Linked DNA regions of Mus musculus: region 2 is linked to region 1. Evidence: chromatin contacts called from ENCODE POLR2A ChIA-PET data. All regions are on one chromosome and are shown on one strand. Each heading gives the region's core, a stretch centred on a gene start or an enhancer-like site at or near the end of the contact. The rest is flanking DNA. Distances are from core to core; before and after follow the strand shown.

Evidence for each region. ChIA-PET counts read pairs that join two places held with the same protein, here RNA polymerase II (POLR2A).
Region 2: POLR2A ChIA-PET joins it to region 1 with 23 read pairs in embryonic stem cell. The contact joins the enhancer-like site here to the promoter of Nsa2 in region 1. POLR2A ChIA-PET finds 5 or more read pairs at or near these places in 4 of 5 experiments (Patski and embryonic stem cell).

The regions. Positions count from the first base shown.
Region 1 is chr13:97,135,351-97,142,613 of GRCm38, forward strand. Nsa2 (NSA2 ribosome biogenesis homolog) reads right to left here and starts at 2,576. Exons shown (of 6, transcript NM_021552.5): 1 at 2,405-2,576; 2 at 171-358; 3 at 1-94. The coding sequence starts at 2,407. It overlaps Gfm2 (G elongation factor, mitochondrial 2), which reads left to right and starts at 2,587. Exons shown (of 21, transcript NM_177266.5): 1 at 2,587-2,709; 2 at 6,577-6,660. The coding sequence starts at 6,598.
Region 2 is chr13:97,173,742-97,181,004 of GRCm38, forward strand. It overlaps Gfm2 (G elongation factor, mitochondrial 2), which reads left to right. Exons shown (of 21, transcript NM_177266.5): 20 at 1,121-1,303; 21 at 1,859-2,710. The coding sequence ends at 1,996. It overlaps Hexb (hexosaminidase B), which reads right to left. Exons shown (of 14, transcript NM_010422.2): 10 at 5,603-5,675; 11 at 4,139-4,313; 12 at 3,315-3,405; 13 at 3,056-3,160; 14 at 2,590-2,848. The coding sequence ends at 2,788. Among named protein-coding and RNA genes, the nearest start is that of Hexb, 21 kb to the right of the region's middle. Within about 2 kb of position 3,176, at least 1 of the 3 ENCODE cell types and tissues checked has a DNase peak (open chromatin) inside an H3K27ac peak, as active enhancers do.

The DNA of each region.
Region 1 (7,263 bases), core at 1,326-3,825:
GCCCTCTCTGTCCAGCAGATAGGCAGGGACTGCTCCCTGCGGCGTCTTCTCATCATCCTTCTGCTTGGTGTTTCTCTTCTCATGCATCTTAATACTACGAGAAAGCCCAGAGGTTCAGAATGTGCACAGTAATTATTACCCGAGTATGCTATGTAGATGGGCCCACTTACGTCTTTTTCATTTGTATTTTCTCGGCATGGCGCTGTTTATGGTAGAGCTTAGCCTTCAGGCCAATCATTTTTTTTGCCTTCTTTGAACGTTCATGGGCCTCCCGACCTTCTTTCTTTCTCTTTTTCTCATGGTAGTCCAAACGATATCCGTATCGTTTGCGGTGCAATTCAATATATTCATTTTGTGGCTGTAATAATTCAAGAAATGTTACTTTAATTTTTTCAAGTATTGACACGATTATTTTAAGATTTTTTTAAAGGATTTATTTATTTGTTTTATGTATGTGAATACACTGTAGCAGTACAGATGGTCGTGAGCCTTCAGGTGGTTGTTGGGAATTGAATTTTTAGGACCTCTACTTGCTCTGGGTCAGCCCCACTCGCTCAGTCCCTGCTCGCTCTGGCCCAAAGATTTATTCATTATTATACATAAGCATCAGAAGAAGGCATCAGATCTCATTACAGGTGGTCGTGAGCCACCATGCGGTTGCTGACATTTGAACTCAGGACCTTCAGAGGAGCAGTCAGTGCTCTTACCGCTGAGCCATCTTTCCAGCCCTATTCGAAGACTTTAATATGATGAAGTGAAATATATTTTTATCTTGGACAGTATTCATGTGCTTACACCTGCATGACTCTCAGGGAAAGCTACTATTTAATGAAGGTATTTATTCAAAATCTACTAAAAACATAAGATTACTACAGGATTTAATGCTTTTTTTTTTACTTTAGATAATAAGGTAAATTACTTTCAGGTCTTTTTAAATTAGAAAATGTTATTTTGCCGGGCAGTGGTGGCACACACCTTTAATCCCAGCACTTGGGAGGCAGAGGCAGGCGGATTTCTGAGTTGGAGGCCAGCCTGGTCTACAGAGTGAGTTCCAGGACAGCCAGGGCTACACAGAGAAACCCTGTCTCGAAAAACCAAAAAGAATGTTATTTTTCAATCGGACGTGGTGGCGCACGCCTTTAATCCCAGCACTCGGGAGGCAGAGGCAGGCGGATTTCTGAGTTCGAGGCCAGCCTGGTCTACAGAGTGAGTTCCAGGACAGCCAGAGCTAAAAGAGAAACCCTGTCTCGAAAAACCAAAAAAAAAAAAAAAAAAAAAGAATGTTATTTTTCTAAAACACAATTTACATAAAACAAGATTTGCCAATTTTAGTTGTGGGTGTGTAGTTGTAATTCCTGCCCAATCATAAATTTCTGTATCCATTATATTCAAGATGGCATATTGATTTTTCCACCCCAGAATGTTCCTTTGTGCTACTCTAAGGTCTTCTTTTCCCATCTTCAACCTTATATTTGTATGGTTTACTCTGCCCAGTGAGTAGAATCTACAGGACACACATCCTTTTGCATCTGGCTTTTTTTAACTAGAATATATCCATTTATGTCTACCAGCTCTTAAGTACTTTATAGCACTTGGCCATATCCCAGTGTGTGGATATAAACTCATTTCTTTATCCATTTACCATATGATGTATATCTGGACTGTTCATTTTTTTCCATTGGTGATTAGGAATAAAGTTGTAATAAATATAGATGAATTCAGACCTTTGCTTGGAAACTGTCTACTGCTGTGTTATCTTCCAAAGTTGGTGTATTATTTTGCATGTTGTCAGTACTATATGGGATCCCATTTGTGTTTTAAATTGTTTCATTGTTAACAATGAAACTGTAGTCAGCATCTAGTTAGATTTGAACCCTCAAAACCAACCAACCTAATAAACAAACAGGCACAAAACCCAGCTCAGAGATTAAAACTAGGTAACAAAACCCTTATGGGTGTTGTTTTCAACTGCTATCACATAAACTTTGCAGCAACTACAAAGAAGGTTTATGGCATTCCACTTTGAAGAGAAACATCCAGTATAATGAGAATGGCAGGTCTGGTAATTCATATATAAAGAGAATGTTTTGTTCCGCAACTCATTCGCTGTTTGGCTTTTTGCAAAGAATATAGTATACTGAGCATTAAAACGGTGTGATGCGACTATAAAGTTATTATCACAAGTCTCAACTGCATTCCATTAGGTTGGCACTGACGCCACGGTAGCAAGATCAGGACTTTTATAGTGAACTCTTGTCTCATCCCAAGATTTGTGTTCCGGGTCCAGAAGCTGCATCTCACGCCAAGGCATCTCAGTTCCGCCTACCACGGTCCTCTCTCCCCGACAGCCCAACCACGCTAACCCCAGGCCCTTCGTCGCCCGCGTCCGAGGAGGCCTCCTTACCATGATGACAGCCGCGGAGCACCGGTCCGCGACCTCCCGGGTCTCAAAAAACTCTTAATTTCTGGATGTCACTGGTCCACGAGCCTGCCTCGTTCAGCCCAGGACGGGAAAGGGTAGTCCTTTAAGAAGGCCGAGTGGAGCGCAAGCGCCGCACAGCAGTTCCGTGACGTCTTTCCGTTCCTAGGCAGATGGGCGGAAATTGACAGCAGGAGAATTTTAGCTGAGACGCCACCGGAACTGCTTAGAGGGCGGAAGGTGCTTATGGAGCTTTTGTAAGCTGGGAGATCCGCGGGTTCCTTCTGCGGGTATGAGGGTGTCTGAGGTGGTGGGATGTGGTACCGTGTTGCCGGTTCCTCTCTTACTCCCCGGCGGACACTAGCAGAACCAGCCAGGCGCCCTGTGCGTGCCGCGGTCTTGCTGGTCTGCCACTGCTGACCTCGTAGCTGCTACTGACAGCGGGTTCCAGACGAGCACTCCCCGGCCTCCGGGCCCCGTCTGCCGGGTCACGGACGTGTTGCTTCATCCATTATGGAGGGCGACTGATTTGTTAGTCTGTTTCTGTCTCTCCTGTTGCTAGCGGATGCACAATTGGTTGAGATATGTTATATGGAAAATAAAACTACTGGCCAGGCCAGGAAAGCAAAAGGTACTTGGTTTTTGTGGACGCCCAGGACTTTCCCCCTAAGCTCTTGAGAAATCCTGTGTAATTAAGGGCAGTTTTTACCTTTTAGAAATCTGTGTGGTTTTTCCACCTTATTATTATTATTTTTTTTTTAAGATTTATTTATTTATTATATGTAAGTACACTGTAGCTGTCTTCAGACACTCCAGAAGAGGGAGTCAGATATCGTGATCGGATGGTTGTGAGCCACCATGTGGTTGCTGGGATTTGAACTCCTGACCTTCGGAAGAGCAGTCGGGTGCTCTTACCCACTGAGCCATCTCACCAGCCCTTATTATTTTTTTTTTTAAATGTGTAGTGCGTACCTGGTGCCCTCCGAGGCCAGAACAGGGTGTTGAATCATAAAAGATGGTTGGGGGGGCTAGTGGTTGCTGGGAATTGAACCTGGTCCTCTAGAAGGGCAGCCAAACTTAACCTCTGAGCCATCTCGTCAGTCCCCAGTTTTATCCTTGTACTGTAGTCACAGAAGTTCACTAGCTCCAATTTGGAACTACCAAAATTGAAAAGTACATCTCAAGAAGCCCTAGCACTTGGAGTCAAGCTGTTGCTTTTTTTTTTTTTTTTAAACATCCCTTCCTTTTTTGATGTTTTCGAGATAGTGTTTCCCTGTGTAGAGCTGGCTGTCCTGGAACTTGCTTCGCAAACAAGACTGGCCTCAAACTCAACAAAGGTCCGCCTGCCTCTGCCTCCAGAGTGCTGAAATTAAAGATGTGCACCACAACCGCTGGGCTTCAAACTATCATTTAAGTCCCCATAGTATAATGTTTTTGTTTGTTTGTTTGTTTAAATCAGAGCTAGCGCTGATTAGCATTCGTGTATTTTCAGGTGCAGTAAATTACGCAATTTCTCAAGCTAGAGTATGCTCCCTCTTCCCACATTGACTCCCTTACCTACTTTAGTTTTTTTTTTAGTTTTAATTTCACAGTTTTAGTGAAGCCTCCCTTGACACCATAACTGCTCCATTTCCCTTCCTTTCTGCAACATCGATGACAGTAGGATGTTGTATATTTCAGCCCCTCCCCCTAGTAGCCCTTGAGTTGGCTAGAGTCTGTGTGAGCACAGTCGTTGTTGTTGTTCACTGCTTTAGTTCAAATACTCCAAAAGCAATTTTAGACACACTTTTTATTAAATATGTGGGTTTAATTCTCATTCAGACCTGTGCTGTCATAGATGAAAGACGGAAACTGAGATTTCTAGTGATGTATCCAAGATTTCAGAAGACCCGAGAGTCCAGCAGCAATCTTCTAGTAGTAAAACATAGATATATTTAAAGACTCATCCAGACAGGAAATAGATGTACTATAGGCGTTTGTCTCGATGGGTTTTCAGAGCACACGTATTTAATCAGCTTCCGGATTAAGAAATCCCTTTAGCTGAGTCTGATTCCTTCTCTCTCTCTCTTTTGTTTGTTTGTTTGTTTGTTTTTCGAGACAGGGTTTCTCTGTGTAGCCTTGGCTATCCTGGAACTCACTCTGTAGACCAGGCTTGCCTCAAACTCAGAAATCCGCCTGCCTCTGCCTCCCAAGTGCTGGGATTAAAGTCTCGCACTACCTGGCTTGATTCCTTCTCTTTTCCCAGCTGTCACTACAGTCACCCTCACACACACGGTATACATTCATAGGGACACATGTGCATAAAAAAGTTTTAAATCTTTTACAATTCCTTGTGCCTGAAATAAGCTTTGTAATAAAAATAAGATTAGCAGCTTGAGATCTTCCATTGAGCATAAAGAGGAGAAGCAAAAGTCGTAGTTAAAGGCTGTGTTAAGAACATTTTACCTAAGGCATACATCATACTTTTGCAGAAATGTTACATGTGATACAAATTCGAAATGAAGTGTGTTATTTCGGAGACATCAGTACATGATAAATATTGTATGTAGACAATACATTTGGGATACAATCTAGAAACATCATCTTTTAGGGAGGGAAGATAGAATTAGTACAACAGTAGGAACCTAATTTAAGGCCGTTTCCACTGGGTGCTGACAGATCCCCTTTTCTATGTTATGTCTCAGCAACATTGTTTTTCCTCAAGACAGGGTTTTTCTGTGTAGTCCTAACTATTCTGGAACTCACTCTGTAGGCCAGGTTGGCTTCCAACTCAGAAATCCGACTGCCTGTGCCTCCCAAGTGCTGGGATTAAAGGTGTGTGCCACCATGGCAGGCTGATTACAGTAACATCTTAAATTCTGCTTACATAGGAGTACATTTTATGACTGTTCTTATGTGTCACATCTTTTTTTAATGTATTAAACTATTAACATGACTAAGTGTATTTCATTTGTTTATTTGTTTGCTTGACTACCAGTGTGAAAACACATGCATTTGTGCATAGAAGTCAGAGGACAACTTATGACAGTTGGTTGTCTTCACCCTGTGTGTCCCAGGGATCAAGTCGAGATTGTCAAACTTGGCCGCAAGAGCCTTTACCTTTTAAGCCATCTTGGTGGCCTCAATCACGTAGTATGAAAATTCTGCATAACTGATTTAGCATTGCCTCCCGTGACCTAGGCAGATCATTTTCTCACACCTTTGACCTCGTACTTTACGTCCAGGGAAGACTTGGTAAATGTGGGTCTAAGGGCCTGCTGTGGTGCGGAGGTCAAACCCAGGCCCTTGACAGCGTAAGCAAAGGCTACCCCTCAGGCTTAGTAAGTGTTTGCAAAGTAAAGGCTTCTGTATTCACAGGCGCAGGCAGCTTGCTTTCATATAGCTTTTATGTATTTTATTTTCACATATTTATTGTTCAAAAATCAGAATAGATAAGTTTTGTTGTTGATGAGAAACTACCAAGTTTCGTGAGATATCTATCATACTTAATTCTAAATATTTACCTTAAGTATATTTCTGTGTAGTTTTTTTTTAATTTCAATAAATGTACTTTAATTATATCTTGAAGTTTTGTTTGGTTGGTTTGGTTTTTCTTTGAACTGAGTCTATGTATGTAGTCCAGGTGACCTAAAATTTGGCAACCCTCCACTCTCTGCTTCCCAAGTGCAGGGATTATAGGCATCTGCCAAACTCTCAGCCCTTCATATCTTTCTCTAAGAATTAAGATGCCTTTTTTAAAAAAGGGGGACAGTTTAAGCTTAAGTAAGAACTGTGCACTTCATTTAATACAGTTTTACTTTTTCTATTTTTTTGTTTTTTTGAGACAGGGTTTTTCTGTGTAGCCCTGGCTAAAGTTTTACTTTTTCATGATGCATTGTGGTTTTGGTAGGTAAAATTATTAAGTAAGTTACTTCCTTTTTGTGTGTGTGTGTGGGGGGGGGTGTTTTAAGATAGGGTTTCTCTGTATAGCCCTGGCTGTCCTGGAACTCACTCTGTAGACCAGGCTGGCCTCGAACTCAGAAATCAGCCTGCCTCTGCCTCCCAAGTGCTGGGATTAAAGGCGTGCACCACCGCTGCTCGGCAAATTCTATTTCTTATGTGTGCCTTACTGACTTACTTTTTTTTTTTTATTTTGTTTGTCTCTTTTTTTTTCACAGAGAACGTTTTAGAGGACCACGATGTTCACCAAATGGAGGATTTTTGCAGTGAATCATCAGAGAACGTTCAGTGTGCACCTTAATGTAAGTGTTTCTTACCAAAATGGCTGTATTTTGACTAGTTATTTATAACCAGAGACTTCGTATACAGCTCATCATTCCAAATTTGGTTTGCTCAGACTACCTTAATTTAATTGGAAATGCAACTTAAAAGATTTTCTTAGCAATAAAAAGAGCATCTGACAAAATGAAATGCTGTTCTCATGAGGTAATAAAAATGGTGTTTTGGAAGAGGCTGGAGTTTTTTCTCTCTTCCAAAAATGGCAGTACTTCATGCTCACCCTTACACTGCTAACTAAGAGTGTGCCTCTCTCTCTCTGTCTCTCTCTTTCTCTCTCTGTCTCTCTCTCTGTCTCTCTGTCTCTCTCTGTCTCTCTCTCTCTCATTCTGTGTGTGTGTGTGTGTGTGTGTGTGTGTCTATAGGTTGAAATACCCGTGAAGTAACGTTCTGTGCTGTTAAGTCAGGAGATAACATCATTCTCAAATAGTCGCGGTACAACTTTCTGTAGAGCTGTTGGAAGCCAATTTCTGAGGCAGGTTGACACTTGCCTCATGTCTCATGATAGCATCTTCCCTGTAAGCTTTATTCTAACACGAGATCTCTATGTATTTTGTTACCTATTACGT
Region 2 (7,263 bases), core at 1,926-4,425, 39 kb after region 1:
GATGGTTGTGAGCCACCATGTGGTTGCTAGTAATTGAACTCAAGACCAGACAGTATTCTTAACTGCTGAACCATCTCTCAAACCTTTAATTTCAAATATTTGAATTTGTCCAAATAAGATTGTTTTCATTAAAAAACAAAAACAAATCAGTCCCATTGAACAACAGATTTAGGCCAAGCATCTTCCATGCATGTGATCACCTGAGTTGTCCTGAGTGTCATGGCCTTCTGCCTCCTGCCTCAGTGGCCCACCAGATCTGATCAACCCCCATGCGGTTTCCCAGTGTGGGAGTACCTTAGCCTAGCACTGGAGAGTAAAGTCACAGGTCACACTGAAGCTTTCAAGCACTAAGTAAGGTTTGAACTGTGTTCTGGGAACAATGGAGAATAAATGTTTTGATCAGTGAAGTATATATAGTCAGAACACAGAAGTGATTGGCATTTGGCACGGGAAAGACAGTCTAGGACAGACAGGAACTAGACGATGTCTGAATCAAGATGCCAGCAACAGGAATAGAAATACTGGTGTTTGCTGGAAAAAGGAAATCAGAGAAGTACATTTAAGCAAACTGAGATCTACTAATGCCATCAGCAAATAAGAAAGGCCAGAGACGTGCTTGGAAAAGAAACTGCTGAGCTAGGCTTGGGGCCCAGTGGGGGACAAGACTGAGTCCTCCGAGATGGGCTGCAGCTACTGCTGGTGTGGAAGCTCTGCAGTGAGGTACTGTTCAGAAGTCTGAAAAGGATAGAGGGCAGCTCTGGGAGGCCAGTCCCTCCCTAAAGGAAGCATTTTTCTCTTATATTTACCCTTTCCCACATGATTGTTTTATCTTGAAAACATGGTCAGGTTCCCTCTGTGGCCGATGAAGTCTAAGATTATAAACTGTAAATACAGAAAGTATTTGTAGACAGTTGTCTTGACTCTTGCCTTTGTTGTTGGCTTTTTGAGGTGCTCTCCTGTGCTGTTCTTTCCAGCATGTGGCCACTGTACAAGTTCTAACTTCTTGGCTCCTTATACAGTGAGCTCCCCAGAGCCCTCTGCTCAGGAATATAGGAATTAGCCTTCCTCTGTCTTCCGTGTACTGGAATAGAAATTTGTTCAGTTTATGAAATCTCTTCAGGCCCTGAAGAAAGCTGACAAACAGGTGCTGGAACCTCTGATGAGTCTCGAGGTCACAGTGAGCAGGGAGTACCTCAGCCCTGTCCTGGCAGACTTGGCACAAAGAAGAGGGAACATTCAGGAAATCCAGACTCGCCAAGACAACAGAGTTGTTCTAGGATTCGTTCCTCTAGCAGAGATTATGGTGAGTTTGCATTTGACATGTACACGTTGTTTACTCTAGGAGATGACCCCGACAGTGCGAGTGACACTGTGGGCATTGGGCTTGGGTTTAGAGAATGCATGCCAAGGTTTCAGCCACCATGAAACTTTGCCTTCAGTGGTGGCTGAGAACTTGGGAACACGTTACTTCCAATCACAGAGCCACAAAGATTAAGGCACAGTGTCTCAAATGTGGTCAGGCTGTTAACTGTCTAACCCCTGCTTCCATGTATTTTCTTATAAATTTTGGGGCCAGCATCCTTCTCTTCCCCACCCAGGCACTTCTGCCCCTCGGATAGACATGAGGGTACTGACTGACAAAGGGGAAGGACAGAGTCACTTACCTCAGAATGCATGCACAGCTCACCTATGCGAAGTTTTTGCCATAGTATTTCCCTTTTCTTTCTTTTTGAAAACCTCTCCCTGGAGGCGGTGGGACTCACCACCACCTTCTCTTCTGTGGTCTAAGATAATCCCCAAGATAAAAAATGTAAGGCGTAAATTAAGTGCAGTAACAAACTGAACTTTTTTTCATTAGGGATATTCAACTGTGCTTCGAACTCTGACATCTGGCTCAGCTACTTTTGCCTTAGAACTGTCTACTTATCAAGCCATGAGTCCTCAAGACCAGAGTGCTCTACTCAACCAGAGAAGTGGCTTGGCCCATGTGCTATAGGCCCTTGGAAACGGGGAAAGCTGGGCCAGTTGCCTGCTTTATTCCCGGCAAGAATGCTGTTTTATTAACTGGCTAGTAAATTGCTGCTTTGGTGTGGAAAGAACTTGACAAGACCCTTGGAGCTGCCATTCTAATTCTGTTGGGTGTACTTTGCTATATTGCACCACAGCTGGGCCCCGGTTATCTCTGCCATCTCTGGTGCTGGGATAAAATAACCTGGCCAGGGCAGCTTAGGAAAAAAAAAAGGTTTCTTTTCTCAGCAGGAAGCAAGGCAATGAGCTCTCAAAGTCCACCTAGTGATGAACTTCCTGAAGCCAAGATACACTGCCTAAGCCTCCCCAAACAGCACCACCCCCGGGAGCAGAGTCCAGAAGCCTGGGCCTGTGAGGAGCGGACCTCGTTTAGACATTTCTTGTTTTACTTTTGAGATGTTCCATCCCCCTGGAGCTGGAATTGTGGTGTGATTACGGAGATCCAGGGCCTGAGCTCGGGTCCTCTGCAAGAGTGATCTTAAATACCTCAGCCTTCTTTCTAGCCTGACATCTCTCTTTTAAACCATTGCAAGATGACAGTATCCACACAGGGCAGCCCTCTGGAGTGCTAGTGCAAGGCTTTTCCTTTTATTTTCTTAAGCTGCTCACATAAAAGATTCAGTGTTTGATTCAGGGATAGAAAGATTCAATCAATAAAAAGATGGTTTATTTAAAAAAAAAACAGCCTAACAAATCTTAATTTACATGATTTCAGAATCAACATGATCATAGCTGGAATGCTGTAGACGTCTGTCACTTCTATATTTTATTCTCATAGTTACAGTATCCAGTATAGAGAGGTTGTGCAGCTATTCCACGGCTGTAGACAGACAACACAGAGAGATATTTTAGATGGTGGCCTCCTGTCTCATGGCACCTTAGCAAATCCTCCCCCACCTTTGCAATGTTTTAATATTCTAATTTAAGCTATTAACTCCCTTAAGATGGCAGTTATATTGAAATATATCTTCCATGGGCTAGTGACAGTGAATGGAAGAGATCCTAGATCAGGAAGGAAGTGTCTCACCTGACCATTCTGCAGCGGTGCACGGCCAGTCGTTTGTAGGCATTTTCTAGGTCAGTGACAGTTTTAGGGCTCCAGAGTCTCTCACCAACAGCGCTTGCTCGAGGCCTGAATTTTAAAATATGCAGTTTCCAAAGCAGTCTAGACTTTTTTTTTTTCCTTAAGTCAACTGCATAAGGAGATTAGGAGCTCTCTCCTGCTTACATGGAGAATAAAAGCCAAGGCATCCTTCAAGCCAGCTGGCCCCACTTTAATTCCTTACCATAATCTTGGAGTAAGGTTAGTTGCATCCACAAATTCTCCCCACAGGCAAGCTTCTCCACCAATAACAAGTTGTTTCTGCTTCTCAGAGCCTGCATGACGGTGGTTAAGAGAGAGATTAAGCTGTACAACCCTGGTTTCCTTTCCAGAGTCATCCTACATCACTGCTCTGTACCCTCCTGTAGGCAGCAGAGCCTTTACTCCCACCCTGGCTCAGTGCTCTTCCACATAATAGAGGATTGTGGTGAGCCTGGGGCGCAGGTGCTTCTCCTAGGGTCCCCCACATTCAACCCCTCCCTGCATTTCCTATTAGTGGTGTTTGAGAAAATACAAGCTTCATTTCAATGGGTTTACCACTATACTTATTCCTTGGTATTTCATAACAAAACAAGAAAGAGTATTTAAGAACTATTTTTTTATAAATATGTATTTATAAAAATATATTTATATTTATTTATTTATTTTTTGATCCTGAAAATGCTTTCTAGAGAAAGTCATAGTTTCTAGTGGATCAATATTTTTGAAACTTTTAATCATATAATCATTTTCTAAAGACTGAAATACAAAAACTATATAAAATAGAATTGCTAGTAAAGGGACCAAAAGCCTCACTTAGGAGTTACGTGCAACGTAGGTGTCTTTCAAAATTAACGCACTTAGACATCTCAGATACAAAGAGCAACTCCATGAAAACAGGGGCAGAATCTAAGGGCCTGCTATGTATTTCCTTCAGGCTACACGTTGTCGCCCTCAGGACAGTGGACAGTGGAGAAGTATCCAGATTAGATTCAGGAGTGGGAGTTACATGACGCTTGCTTTGCTTACCTTCAAAATTAAGGGGCTCAACTTTGTAGTAGTTTTTCCAGTCTTGCCCATAGCTGATCAGGTCTAAGTACCAAGGAGCAGAAAGGATGGCAGGGAAGCCAGAGCCTGTGACTTGCTTTAGCTCATATGAATAATGCTCACTCTTCCACACTTCGACTACTGTGCCCGGCTGAAGCTGTTAGAGGTACGGATTGCAATCACAGAATTAGGTCCAGTAAATACAATCTTACAGGTTCATGGGCTCATGATTGGTAAACATAAATTTCTAAGATCTTAGAGAAATCATACATCCTTTTTTTCTTGATCAGTGCCATGTGCTATTCACATTAACCTTTAAAGTTGGATATTTAACTTTTGACTATAGCTAATATTTCAGAGATGGGTAAGATTTGCACCTCAAATCTATTTCTACCACAGCAATATTCTACTTAACCTTGAACCATGAGACGTCACCAGCCCCCTAGAAAGGTAACAGTGGCAGCTGGGCTTGTAAGAAATAATTTTGTCAGAAAAAAATACTTCTTAAAAGTATATATTGATTTACCTATTTATTGTGTATATAGCATTCTGCCTGCGTGTAAGCCTGCACTTTAGAAGAGGGCATCAGATCTCATTACAGATGGTTGTGAGTCACCATGTGGTTGCTGGGATATGAACTCAGGACCTCTGGAAGAACAATCAGTGTTCTTAAACCACTGAGCCATCTCTCCAGTCCTGATTTTACATATTTTAAAACCACTTTAACATTGTTTTTAAAAAGCTCATTTGTTGTGTTTTGCTCTTAAAAACCAAAAGGAACCTAATTCAGATTACTTCAACTCGTGAGACAGCAGGAGTTGGGGAAAGAAGAGCAAGTTGTTTATAGTACTGATGGAGTTTGGTATCTGCATAGTATAATGTGTGCATAAGTGTGCAGGGGTAGGGGTGCCGTCTTGCTCTGATCACCTGATTCTCTTGAGAAAGGCTCTCGCTGAACCTGAGCTATGCTGGAGGCTAACAAGTCCCAGCAACCCTCTCGTCCCAGCACCTGGTGGTCTTTGGCTTTCAGGCACACACTAGGCCATGCTCGGCCCTTTTTAAAAAGTTTGTTCTTGACAACGTATGTATATGATGCATACTGATGAGTTTCTGCCTTGACTCTCCCTCAGTCCCTTCAGCTGGCTGATGGCTGATGAGTTTTAGTTCCGTCTGAGTCTGAGTGCTGTACTGGTGCTGCCTGTGGAGCTGAGAGGATCACCAGGGGGTGCATAACTGAAGTAATGGCCCTTGAGTCTGTCTGTAGCAAACAGTTCAGCAGTGAACAGTGAGCCCTCCCACCCCACCTCCGTCCATCTGTCCTGACTGCTGACAGAACATTCAACTCTGAAAGCCAGTGCTGGGGCTCACAGTCAGGTCCTCAGGCTGACACAGCCCTCCCACAGAGCCATCACTCCGGGCCTGAGATGGAGTCTTCGCGGTTCTTACCTCCACCTTATCATCAAAAACTTCTTGCCAAACAATGGAGTTCTTCTTTAAGGATGAAATAATTTCCAAAATCCTAACATTGAAAAAATGGACAGTTATTTAGGATCACAAAGTTAACACTCTTAAAACATACGTGTTTTCTACCAAGAACATGCAGTGTTGCAAGGTACCATATCAAAATATTATATGGCTATATAGAACCAGCTATGTTGTGTAGTCCAGGTAGCAGAGAAAGGTAGGAAAAGGGGAAGGGACATGGAAGATGGAAAAAATTCTTCAACCTCAAGACAACTTGAGAATATGTCTTGCTGACTAGACTGAAACTGCACACACAAAGTTAACTCCCTTCAAACACTACAGGCTTAAAGCACCACAGGCAGGCTCCGTGCTTGGGATACATGTCGTGCCCTCCTGCATAGAAGACTTAGTTCGCCTCTTTAAACAACGTGGCAGAGTTCTCCAGTCACCTCCATAGCCACCACTCTGCTTGGATGCAGCTCCTCTTCCTTCTGGTTAAGCTCAGACTGTCTCAGTGTGATTTACATGACCAGAGGCCCCTCGGGGAGCGCCGCGGGGTGCGCAGCCCCAGCGCTGAGCTCCCTTCCCTGGGTTTGTGACACATCTTAATAGAGCAGTGCCTCTCAACCTTCCTAATGCTGCAACCCTTTATTATAGGTGACCCCCTGCCATAAGATTATTATTGTTGTTACTTCATAACTAATTTAGCTGTTGCTATCAGCCATAATGTAAGTATCTGCTATTTCCAGTGGTCTTAAAGGGGTCACTACCCACAGGTTGAGAACCACTGGTATAGAAGAACCAAGCAAAGCTGGGTAGCAACGCATATAGCTCACCCTTTGGAACCTAGCACAGCAGAGGTAAGTCCTGCTCTCTGGAATAGGAGAAGTGGTCTCAGACTCGCATAAAACTGTCCCAACAGAACTCTAATCTCTTGGGTTTCCAAAGGTTTCTTGGAAGAAAGGAAACTGTCACCTAGCCTGTCGTGTCACATCAGCAACATTCAGCTGTTAGCTGGCACAGAATGCAGTTAGTCAATGACAAACACTTGGAAAGAAACAATATCACACAAAAGCTCAATAGGAACAGTGTGAATGAACTCTGAGCCCTAGAAAACCAGTTTGCAGCCAGCTTTTCTCTGGCTAAGCCAAGAATGGGTTTTAAAATCTGCAATGCTTTCTTTTTTTCTTTCTTTTTAAAAAAGATTTGCAACTCCACATGGCCCATGGCACTTAAGGGCGGTCTGGTCCCTATGGGAAAAATGTGCCAATTCCCGCAGAAGAGCACTGTCCACCAAACTCCCGGGAAGTGCTCTGTCTGGATTTTCTAACAAGGCAGCCACCACTTGAGTACCAATCCCCTGGCTGTGGAATGCTGGAAATGTAGCTGCAGCTAGCTGTCTTCAATTCTGATCAATGCCAACAGGCATGGGTAGCAATGGTAAGGAGCAAAAGAGCTGCTCCAGGTCCTGTAGGACAAGGGGAGTGAGTCCTAGCACCTGGATAGTGCAGGAGAGGAAGGGCAGCCAGGGCTCGGAGCTGAGTTCTCAAAAAGCAGCCAGCTTCTAAATGCAAAATGCTCAGCATTATAAAGAGAACAGGGTACAGCGCTGCCTCCTTTAGTGGGCATTCGTGGCTCCACTT